Regions from separate parts of the Homo sapiens genome. Here region 2 is linked to region 1. Evidence: chromatin loops called from intact Hi-C (ENCODE). Cell type or tissue: B cell. All regions are shown on one strand. Links, peaks and the distances in the headings refer to the core of each region. The heading gives the core; the rest is flanking DNA. Region 1 overlaps TBC1D9 (TBC1 domain family member 9). Region 2 overlaps TBC1D9 (TBC1 domain family member 9).

The links. Hi-C counts contacts between places; a loop is a spot of excess contacts. Peaks named below come from ENCODE experiments on the same cell type or tissue, not always from the same donor. Only the 100,000 strongest peaks of a DNase experiment are listed, where the experiment ranks them.
Region 2: it touches region 1 in a loop (2.2-fold over the local background); 5 of 110 quality-filtered maps call a loop at or near these places.

What each region holds. Positions count from the first base shown.
Region 1 is chr4:140,741,008-140,746,391 of GRCh38, forward strand. The region is part of intron 1 of TBC1D9 (TBC1 domain family member 9); the gene reads right to left. It overlaps LOC124900786 (a long non-coding RNA gene), which reads left to right. Exons shown (of 3, transcript XR_007058282.1): 3 at 4,364-4,432. Among named protein-coding and RNA genes, the nearest start is that of TBC1D9, 13 kb to the right of the region's middle. In B cell, for the core only: a CTCF peak has its summit at 2,448 (motif pointing right); DNase peaks (open chromatin) are centred at 1,734 and 2,464; H3K4me3 peaks cover 1,797 bases; H3K27ac peaks cover 5,000 bases.
Region 2 is chr4:140,674,717-140,680,100 of GRCh38, forward strand. TBC1D9 (TBC1 domain family member 9) reads right to left here. Exons shown (of 21, transcript NM_015130.3): 4 at 4,899-5,127; 5 at 4,226-4,487; 6 at 2,178-2,385. Among named protein-coding and RNA genes, the nearest start is that of TBC1D9-AS1, 35 kb to the right of the region's middle. In B cell, for the core only: no CTCF peak of the experiment used is centred there; no DNase peak of the experiment used is centred there; H3K27ac peaks cover 1,558 bases.

The DNA.
Region 1 (5,384 bases), core at 81-5,080:
GTAAACTGAAAAACTAGTTCAGGCCATGGTAGGAAGAATAGAGCAGGGTGGGGTGGTGAGGGCTGTCAGTCATACCTCATTATAATCTCCTCCCTTTGGAATTCCAGAAAAACTGACCAGTATTAACATTAAAACAGAGATCTGAAGACTTACAAAACAGATTCTTTGTAGGAAGAAGATACCAAACTCCAACGTGACTCTAGTATAGCATTACATGAGAAATAGCAGGCCCTAAAGAAAGAAATTGAAGTATTTTACCCCAAAATATTTCTTTGACATATTTAAAGTGGCCCTGCAAAGCTATCTCTTGTGGGGGAAATCTACATTTTGCAGAGAATCCCTTTCCCTTTCCAAATCTCCTCCAGATCCAGAAGAGATTTAATTAAGAATCTAGCACCTTTTAAGATCTGATCAGAGACATTTATCAGGCCAGGTGTGGTGCCTCACGCCTGTAATCCCAGCAATTTGGGAGGCTGAGACAGGCGGATTGCTTGAGCTCAGGAATTCAAGACCAGACTGGGCAATGTGGTGAAACCCTGTCTGTACAAAAAAATACAAAAATTAGCTAGGTGTAGTGGCATGTGCCTGTAGTCCCAGCTACTTGAGAGGCTGAGGTGGGAGTATGGCTTGAGTCCAGGAGGCAGAGGATGCAGTGAGCAGAGATCATGCCAATGCACTCTAGCCTAGGCGGCAGAGCCAGACCCTGTCCAGATAAAAACAAAAACAAAACAGAGACATTTACCATCTTTCTCGCTAAAGCCTGCTATCTGGAGGCTTCATCTACATAATAAAAATCTTGATCTCCACAACCCCTTATCTTAACCCAGAAACTCCTTTCTATTGATTCCAAGTCTTTAGACAATAACTTAACTCTTCCAATCAATTGCCAATCAGAAAATCTTTGAATCCACATATGACCTGGAAGCCCCCTCCCTTTTGAGTTGTCCTACCTTTCCAGACCAAACCAATGTACACCTTACATGGGTTGGTTCACGTCTGCCTGTAACTTGTGCCCCTAAAATGTACAAAATCAAGCTATAACTCAATGACCCCGGGCACATGTTCTCAGGTCCTCCAGAGGCTGTGTCATGGGTCATGGTCCTTACATTTGGCTCAATAAATCTCCTTAAATATTTTACAGAGTTTGGATTTTTTCATCAACAAAGCTAACAGCAAAACTGTGACATGCCATTTGAAATCAACTAGAAGCCAGTGGCAATTGCAGAACACCTTAAAAAATGACTCGCCGGGCACAGTGGCTCACACCTGTAATCCCAGCACTTTGGGAGGCTGAGGCAGGTGGATTATGAGGTCAGGAGTTTGAGACCAGCCTGGCCAATATGGTGAAACCCCGTCTCTACTAAAAATACAAAAATTAGCTGGGCATGGTGGCGGGCATCTGTAGTCCCAGTTACTCAGGAGGCTGAGGCAGGCTAATTGCTTGAACCTGGGAGGTGGAGGTTGCAGTGAGCCGAGATTGCACCACTGCATTCCAGCCTGGGCAACAGAGTGAGACTCTGTCTCAAAAAAAAAAAAAAAAAAAAAAAAAGACTGACTCATCCACTGGGCTTTTTAGAATGCACATCTGACAAGAAAAGAAAACAAAGAAAAGCAGAAGGTGGGTTATTGACTTCTTCACAGTTCTCTAGTTTCACTAGTAGAGGATGTTTTCAAATTACAAATTTCTAGTAACTATACATACACACACTCCCCACAAACCCCCAAAGAGAAAAGGTGACCCCTCCTCCTGTCTTTCCCACTCCAGTCCTCTCCCTGGTGATTCCAGTTTGCCATTCTCAGAGAGGACTATTTGTGCAAGAAGGAAACAGAAGAGAAAAGAGAGAAGAAAGAAGGTGCAGGGGCAGGGGAGAGAGGAGGAGCAGGAGGAGGAGGAGGAGGAGGAGAAAGAGAAAGAAAGAAACTACCTTTTACTGGTAGAGCTTTCAAAATGTACATACAGTATCAGGAAGGGAGGAAAAGGAAGGGAAGGAAGGAGAGAGAAAGGAAGGGATGGAGGGAGGGAGGAAGGAGGAAAGGAAGGAGGGAAGGACAGATGGAAGGAGTTACGTAGAAACAATTTAAGGTTGCTGATCAAAAATTATCTTCTCCAAAAAGCCTGAGTATTTGACTTAATGTTGTCAAACTGCCTAAATATCAGACAGATATCCATTTGCTTTAACAGCATCCTTCAGAAAATGTAATGTCTCTGTAAACTGCAGAACTCTTCCATTACTCACACATTGCTGTGAATTAGAGCCAGTTGCCTCCTAATACCTACATGAGATCATCACCAAGGGAGGACAATGATGGGACAATCATCTATGAATGGTTCTTTATGTTTCCTGTATTTTACATGACTTATCTCAGATTCTTCATAACGGGTGCTAAAACGTTATTAAGCCACATTTTAAATAAGGGAATTAAGCTCAGAGAGGAAGAGAAACTTTGCAAATCACATGTCCAACAGGTGGAGCTGTGATTTGAATCCAGCTGTCTGCTTACTAAGTGAAGGACTAAAGAGTAGAAGTCAGTGAGGGAGGCAGAGAACACAAAGACGCTGTGCAAAGAGCCACCCTCAGGGCTTTTGTCTGTGGCATTCCCTGCACACTGCTGTGCCATGAAGCAGGCATGGGCTTCCACCTCCAAGACTCAGAACTCAAGGTGGTACCTACCACAGCTGTTGGCATTGTAAGCTGCCTAGGTCCACATAATTACAAATCCTGTTCTGTACATAACTACAAAACAGGCTTTTGTGGTCAGGCCTGGGAACCATATCACAATTCACAATCTGACTCTTCATAAAGTGGGTCCTCTCTGTGCATGAGGAAGGCAAAGCAGAAAGGATATGCAGTGTCCCTAGAGCAGCAGGTCTGCCTCAACCTTTCAAATTCCTCAAATTTCTAGGACGCTTGGAGTAAATTTTTTCTTGCCTAGTTTTTGTGGCCAGTTTACAAACACCCAGAAGTTGTTAAATGTCATGTCAAATCCTGCACAAATTATAAGCATTCATTCCCACGGTTTCTTTGTAGAATAAATCAGTCTCAAGAGAAATTGGTATGGACAATGGAATTCTGTGAACAAAATTATCTTAAAGTTGATAATAATAATGGGATGGAGGTGGGGGGGATTCATGGGACAAGCAAGCAAAATCTGCTTTTGTCTGGTCATGTTTCCTGTCAGCAGCATTTTCCTATTAATAATATGTATTATGAGCCAACTCCACACACAGCTATAGACTACTGCCCACCCCAACACATAGAAGTCACCAATATAAACCAAAAATAAAATTCTGACCCCCCAACTGACTGAATGGACCCTTTCTCTCAGCCAAGGGAACTTCAAAGAAACCAAAAAACTAGTTCAGGCCATGATGGGAAGGTGGGTTTTCAGACATGCTTCATTATACCCTTCTCCCTTTCAAATTCAGGCACAACTGACCAGCATTAACATTAAAACAGAGATCAGGTCACTTTTCTGATCCTAAAGAGATTAGCTAGGTGTCTAGCACCTTTTAAAGGTCTGAGTAGAAAACACTTGCCATCTATTCCCACTAAGGGCATCCACCTGTGAGACCTCATCTACGTAAGAGCCTTGGGGCCCTGGCTGTGGCTCACACCTGTAATCCCAGCAATTTAGGAGACCAAGGTGGGTGGATCACCTGAGGTCAGGAGTTTGAGACCAGCTTGACTAACATAGTGAAACCCCGTCCCTACTAAAAATACAAAATTAGCTGGGTGTGGTGGCACACACCTGTAGTCCCAGCTACTTCAAAGGCTGAGACAGGAGAATCGCTTGAACCTGGGAGATAGAGATTGCAGTAAGCCGAAATCTTGCCACTGCACTCCAGCCTGGGTGACAGAGCAAGAGTGTTTAAAAAAAAAAAAAAAAAAAAAAAAAGAATCTCAGTCTTCACAACCCCTTACCTTTACCCAGTCACTCCTTTCTATTCACAACTCCTATCTTAACCCAGTCACTCTTTTCTATTGATTCCAGATCTATAGATAATAACTCTTTAAACCAATTGCCCATCAGAAAATCTTTCAATCCACCTGTTACCTGGAAGCCCCACCTCTTTGAGTAGTCCTGTCTGCCCAGACAAAACCAATTACACCTTACATATACTGATGTCTTATGTCCATCCCCCTAAAAAGTATAAATCCAAACTATAACCCAGCCACCTTGGACACCTTGGACATGTTCTCAGGACCTCTTGAGAATGTGCCTTGGACCACAGTCACTCATATTAGGCTCAGAATAGACTTCTTTAAATATTTTACAGAGTTTGATTCTTTTCATTGACACCAATTATAACATTAAGTTCCATTAGGAGCTAACATAAATTTTAACTGCTTTTGTATTACAGTTGACCTTTAAACAACATGGGTTTGAACTGCCTGGATCTACTCACACAGGGATTTTCTTCAGCCTCTGTCACCTGAGACAGCAATACCAATCCCTCCAACTCCTCTTCCTCAGCCTACTCAACTTTGTGAAGACGATGAGGACAAAAACCTTTATGATGAACCACTTCCATTTAATGAACAGTAAATATACTTTCTTTTCCTTAGGATTTTCTTAATAACACTTGCTTTTCTAGCTTGCTTTATAATAAGACTGCAGTATATAATACATATAACAAAAAATATGTGTAATCAACTGTTAATGTTATCAGTAAGGCTTCTGGTCAACAGTAGGTTATTAGGAGTTAAGTTTTGGGGGAGTCAAAAATTATACAGATTTTTGACTGCATGGGGGATTGGCATCCCTAACCCCCTGTGTATTTATAAATAAATACACAAGCACTACTAGTTGCAACTTTACTAATACAGTACTTACAAGCTGGCAAGATGAAAGCATTTATCCTAAAAACATACACCTCCTAACCAGTCAGGGCTTCATGAATATCACTTTGTTATTTCTCATACATTTCTGGGAATTATTTGGTTGTTTGATTATAAAATGGAAAGTCTCCCTAGTTGTGGAGGTCTCCACTGAATGCACTATGTCAAATTCCTGGACAGTCCAATGCTCTAACTCAGATGGAACAATTTGATATGGACTTAATTAGTCTGCACTCTTACCATCTCCATGCCTATGTTCTCAAATCTCCCGAATTTGTTCACCCATGTTTCATCTCAAGGTTAATAATGTGACCCAACAAAAACTGGCTTTTTCTTTTAAATCTTTGTAAAGTTCAGCGCCCTAAACATAGTTGATACACAAACACATTTCTGAGAGAACAGCTTACTGAAGGAATCACACATTTGATTTTGTATAACGAGAAACTGTCTCCATCTCTTGAGATATTTTAACTTGAAGCCCCTACGTTCTAATTCACCTGAGATCCATTAAACTCCTAAAATTGCATGCAATTTTTTGGAGTG
Region 2 (5,384 bases), core at 61-5,060, 66 kb before region 1:
GAGATAAGGTCTTGCTCTGTCACCCAAGCTGGAGTGCAGTGGTTCGATCATAGCTCACTGTGATCTCAAACTCCTGGGTTCAAGTGATCCTCCCACTTCAGCCTCCCAAGTAGCTAGGACTACAGGAGCACATCACCATCCCCAGCTAATTTTTTTAAATTTTTAATTTTTAATAGAGATGGGGCCTTGCTATGTTGCCTAGGCTGGTCTTTGAACTCCTGGCCTCAAGCAGTCCTCCTGCCCCGGCTTCCCAAATTTCTGGGATTACAGGTGTGAGCCATCACATCTGGCCTATAGAAGAATATTTAATGATTTGAAGGACACTTTAAGATATACTCAATGTTAAAGGAAATAACTAAAAATAAAAATTCCCTATAAAGTGTTTTACATCTAAATTATATAAATGACACATACACAGCAATGCAGAGAAAAAACTAGAAAGCTGTACAATAGAATGTTAACAGTGGTCCTCTCTGAACAGTGGAACTAGGGCGGACTTTTCTCTTTATTTGTCTGTATTTTACAAATTCTGGGATAAAGATATATTACTCTTAAAACAAGAAAATAAGAAGAAACTATGCCTAATTAAAAAAAAAGAAAAAGATAAAGAAGGCAGAGAGAAACCCGAATCCTTTGCTAAAGGGATGTTAGCAAGGGGACAATCCTGATCAAATACCCAAAGCCTCTGGCCACCTTAGCTTCCAGAAAGGACCAGGGTAGGTTGGAAGAGGTCAGGTTAGAAACTGCAGGGCTGCTGGCCCCTGCACTGCCCTTTCTCTGACATCCTAACCTGGGGTCTTTGTCAACTCCAAGCCTCACAGCAAAGCTTCCAGACAAGTACCAGAGTAAGCTATCATCCTGGAGTTAGGATGGAACCCACCTCCACCCCAGAACAATAATAATGTTTCTTAGACTTTACTGTGCATAAGAATTGGCCTGTAAATGTATTAAAACAGAGATCTAAAACTTGCAGAGATACAGATTCAGAAGATCTGGGATGGACTCAGGAATCTACCATTGTAAGCAGCAGCATGATGGTTCTAACACAGGAAATCAGCCGAGCAGAGCCCAACAAACACGTGGCTTTCTGACTCACAACCTAGACTGTCTCCTTTAGACCAGGGTGCCCTCAGACCTTGAGCCAGGTACAATAAACATGTTTCCTAGTTTCTGTATTTGATGCTTTGGCATCTTGGGGGCCTTGCTGACCCTGGAGGGATTACCCTTCCCAGGGCTAGCCAATTTCTAGAAAATTGCTTTCAAAGCAAATCAACCAATCTGGAGCCCACACCTCAACCACTTCCTTTATTGAATGCTCACACTCAAGACTACTATTTCCTTGCCCTTTTTAACCCATGGACAACTAGGGACAACCCCTATGCCCCACAGCCCACCAAAATTGTTCCAATTATCCAAGCCTAAGCCTATTTACTCGGCGTAGCCCATTTCTTCCCTTGAAATCACATAAAGGATCTTGCCCACATTTTCTTTCCCTCCTGCCTCCTCTGACCATGGTGCTTCCACGTGTGGCCCAGCACATCGCGTGGCATGCCCTTGCCTTTCAGGATCTGTGCATAAAACAAGCTATTTCAATAGCACTCATCCCCTGATTGCTGGCCTCGTTAAGCTTGAATTGTAATAAAACCTACATTTAGGCCGGGCACAGTGGCTCATGTCTGTAATCCCAGCACTTTGGGAGGCCAAGGTGGGTGGATCACCTGAGGCCAGGAGTTCGAGACCAGTCTGCCCAACATGGTGAAACTCCATCTCTACTAAAAATACAAAAATTAGCTGGGCATGGTGGCAGGCGCCTGTAATTCCAGCTACTCAGGAGGCTGAGGCAGGAGAATCGCTTGAACCTGGAGGGTGGAGGTTGCAGTAAGCTGAGATCATGCCACTGCACTCCAGCGTGGGTGACAGAGCGAGACTGTCTCTAATAAAATAAAATAAAAACAAAACCTACATTAAAAAACCCCCATGCAGCTTCTGGAAGAAGAGATCTCACAGGTCCCAGAGTCACAGCAGTGACAACAAATGAAAGAATGCAGGTGCCACCAAAGACGCATGAACATTCACCTGTGTTCAAAAGCCAATTGTTGGTAAAAAAATTATTCCTGGTTCACCCAGAAAAGTATTACAAATGAAACTTAAAATATCAATTTTTATCAGATACTTACCTCACGGAGCGGGATAATGAGGCTACATAAGTTCTCCTCCTTGCTGGTAAAACAGATGTAATTTGTGGACACAAACATCTGCCCCAAAATGTGCATTTTGTTAAATGGAGTCCAGAGAGTGCAGTCTGTGTGGCCATCTAATTTTTCATCTTTGGGCAGCCGGAAAAGTGCACGGTATCTCTCACTCTTTGCCCTGGCATCAAGATCACTGGAAAGCAATAATTACAATTCACATAAGAAAAATGTTTCCATACCTTCTAAATTATGCAGCAGCGGAAGTTCCCCCAGCCCATTTTCCACCTCCTCAATCTTGCTAGACTCATCCCCCGCTTCTCAGCTTTCTTTATATTGAAGTTAACCCCAACCTAATGACCCAAAAGCGTAATAAAATTATCTTATTATATTTCAGTCCCTTGCATAGTCACTTATAATCCATGTCTGTAAATGTTAAAGAATCATAGCAAAAATAAGCCTGAACAGGAAACTCTTCCTCTTTCTAAAGAAATGCAATACACTCTAAAGAGGTCACTGCATTTACTCTTATCCAAGCCACTTTAGGGGGGGCCTTATCTTTTAAGACCTAATGAGAATGCAAACCAGCCATATAAATCCACTGGGCCTCAGTGTCCACCCCAAATCGACAACAAAGCTGCAGGAAAAGACACAGGAACAACTCACCTTGGGCAACTATGGCTTCTGACCTTAGCTGGGTCTTCTGTTAACTACTATCTTTTCTCTAATGAGTTCTTTGTTCTTGCTCATCATGTCAGTTGTTTAAACCTCTCCCCTCAAGCTTCTACCTGACATCAGCCTCGTGATGGTCTAGTCTCTGACTTCATAGAGCAAAGGTCCATGATGCAGAAGCCCCCTCCAATTCCTTCCCTTCTGTCTCCAAAGTCACCTCCATCCTCACCTACTCTTACTTCCTCTCCATTCCAAAGGAAAAGGTATATCAGGACACACAAGCATCCTTTCCATGCTTTCTCTACAAAATATCACTTCTTAAATGATCAACTTTCTTATAACTATCTCTATGTCCCTTCCTGTCTCCACACCTACCCTCACCAAAATGCTCTTCCCATCTGCCTCCTTCATTTGATACTATGTTCAAATCTTTTTCATTCTAAAAAAAAAAGCAATCCTCCCCTCCTTTACCACTGAATTTCTTGAAAATGAAGTCTGTATTTGCCTAGTTCCCTTTCCTTGTCTTTTATTTTTTATTTGATCCGCTGCAGTAGCAGCATCTATCTTACACTGCTCTTTTGAACATGTCTCAAATCACCAAGGACATCTTAATTACAAAGACCTCTGGTTAGATTTCAACTACCAAATGCACATCAATGATTTCCAATTTTGTATATCTTACTGGACTGATCTCTACTTAGATGAGCTACAGGCACCTCAATTCAACATAATCAAAGCTGAGCTATCGTATCCCTTGGACATGCTCTTCCTTCTCTCATTCCCTGTGTTGATGAAGGGTAATTCCAGGCACATGGGGCATCAACTTTCCATCACCCTCTCTCTAGCTCTGCTCTCACATTCAGACTTTGAGGCTTCTCTGCAGCCTCTCCTCATCCCATGCCCTGCCACCTACTAGCCATGTGACAAAGTTACTTCTCTCTGTGTTTTCCCTTGTGTTTCCCCCATCGTCATCTTCCCTCTGCTTGAAATATCCAGGCATGGATATGTACCTGCACAGGTAACTTCTATCACCTCTTCAGAGCCCAGCTCAAAGCAGCCTCCACTGAGAGGCCTTTCTTACCCACTCTTCCCCATCTGGGCTGAGGCTATCACTCCCCATGTGTGCACCCACAGCACTGTGTTCACAGGACCAGAAGAGTGCCTGCTGCCTTGTGTTGGAGCAGGTCATGTCTGTCTCACTTTCTGAACTGGTAGCACCTCAGCTAGTCTTTTTTAGTTTTGTATCTATACACAGAAGAGTGTTCAGAACCCTTGAAGATCGTCAGAGAAGGTTACACTGAATAAATGAATGAGTGAGTTTCTCATTTCTAAAGTCTGGAAGATACAAGGTCTCTATCACCCACCGTTTTAGAGCAGACACTTTTTTAGGAGATTTCCTTTTGAGTTTGGGCAGGGATCGATCTTGTTCAAATCCCTCATTGTCTAAGAGTTGCCTCATGGCTATGTTGGCAAGCTGCTCCATTAACTTGAAGGTCTCGTTGATGTTGAGGAATACAGAGAAGAAATGCTCACTGGACCGTGTGCTCACTTTGATCACATCAGGCAGAAGCAGGGTGGCATTCTTCTCAAGCTGAGTGATGTCTACCCACCGGATGACCAGTTTCGCTGAGCACAAGGAACAAGCCTGGGTCAACATCTGATTCCTGAAAACGCTTTCAAGATATTGCAGTCTCACAACCCCACTCCCCCATCCCACTGAACTCCTTTGAGTTTATAATACCATATTTGTTTTGCTTGTTCATTTTAAGAGGTAAATCTGGGCCATGTGAATTCTGAGGTCAGAATTATAGATTTAATCCATGTCTACTGAATTAATTACACCTTTAGTGAATCTTTATTACTTAGTGACCATTTTGAACTGAAAAATAATTAAATTCACTTCAGTAGTAAAAAAAAATTAGTATTGACTTAGTTATAACTATAGATTTATTTCTGATATTTTGATGTGGTTTATGAGTTCAGGGCAAACCTCAGTAGACTTTCCAAAGTTTCCTGCTGAAATTTTAGATGACTTACCTTCCCTTCCCATAAGAAAAGAATAAAAGCAAAGGTGGTTAATGCTGAGGTACATCCAACCCTGACGGGGGACCTTCCCCTTCCAATAGCTGCAAGAGTAATAGTTGACGAGTTTCTCTTCCTCTGGCATCCCAAACAGCCTATGAAATTTCACAATGGCTTCTTTAAACTTCTCCGTGTCATCATCTTCCTTTACATCATTGATTTTGTTGTATTCTGCAATGATGCCCTAATAAGGAATAAAACACAAAGCACACAACTGGTATTAATATGACTAGAGATGTACATATTCCAGAAGAAAAAATTTCTAAGGCTAGAATTAAAAAAAAAAATTGAGGAATGCCCTTCAATGGCAACCCCCAAATTCTAAGCCAATTATTGAGTAGTATTTGTGTACTAAAATATTTTCACATAATATAGATTTTATTATATTTTTATTGGTGCTAATTTTATTTTGTTAAGTTTACTAGGAATGAAGCCTATAGT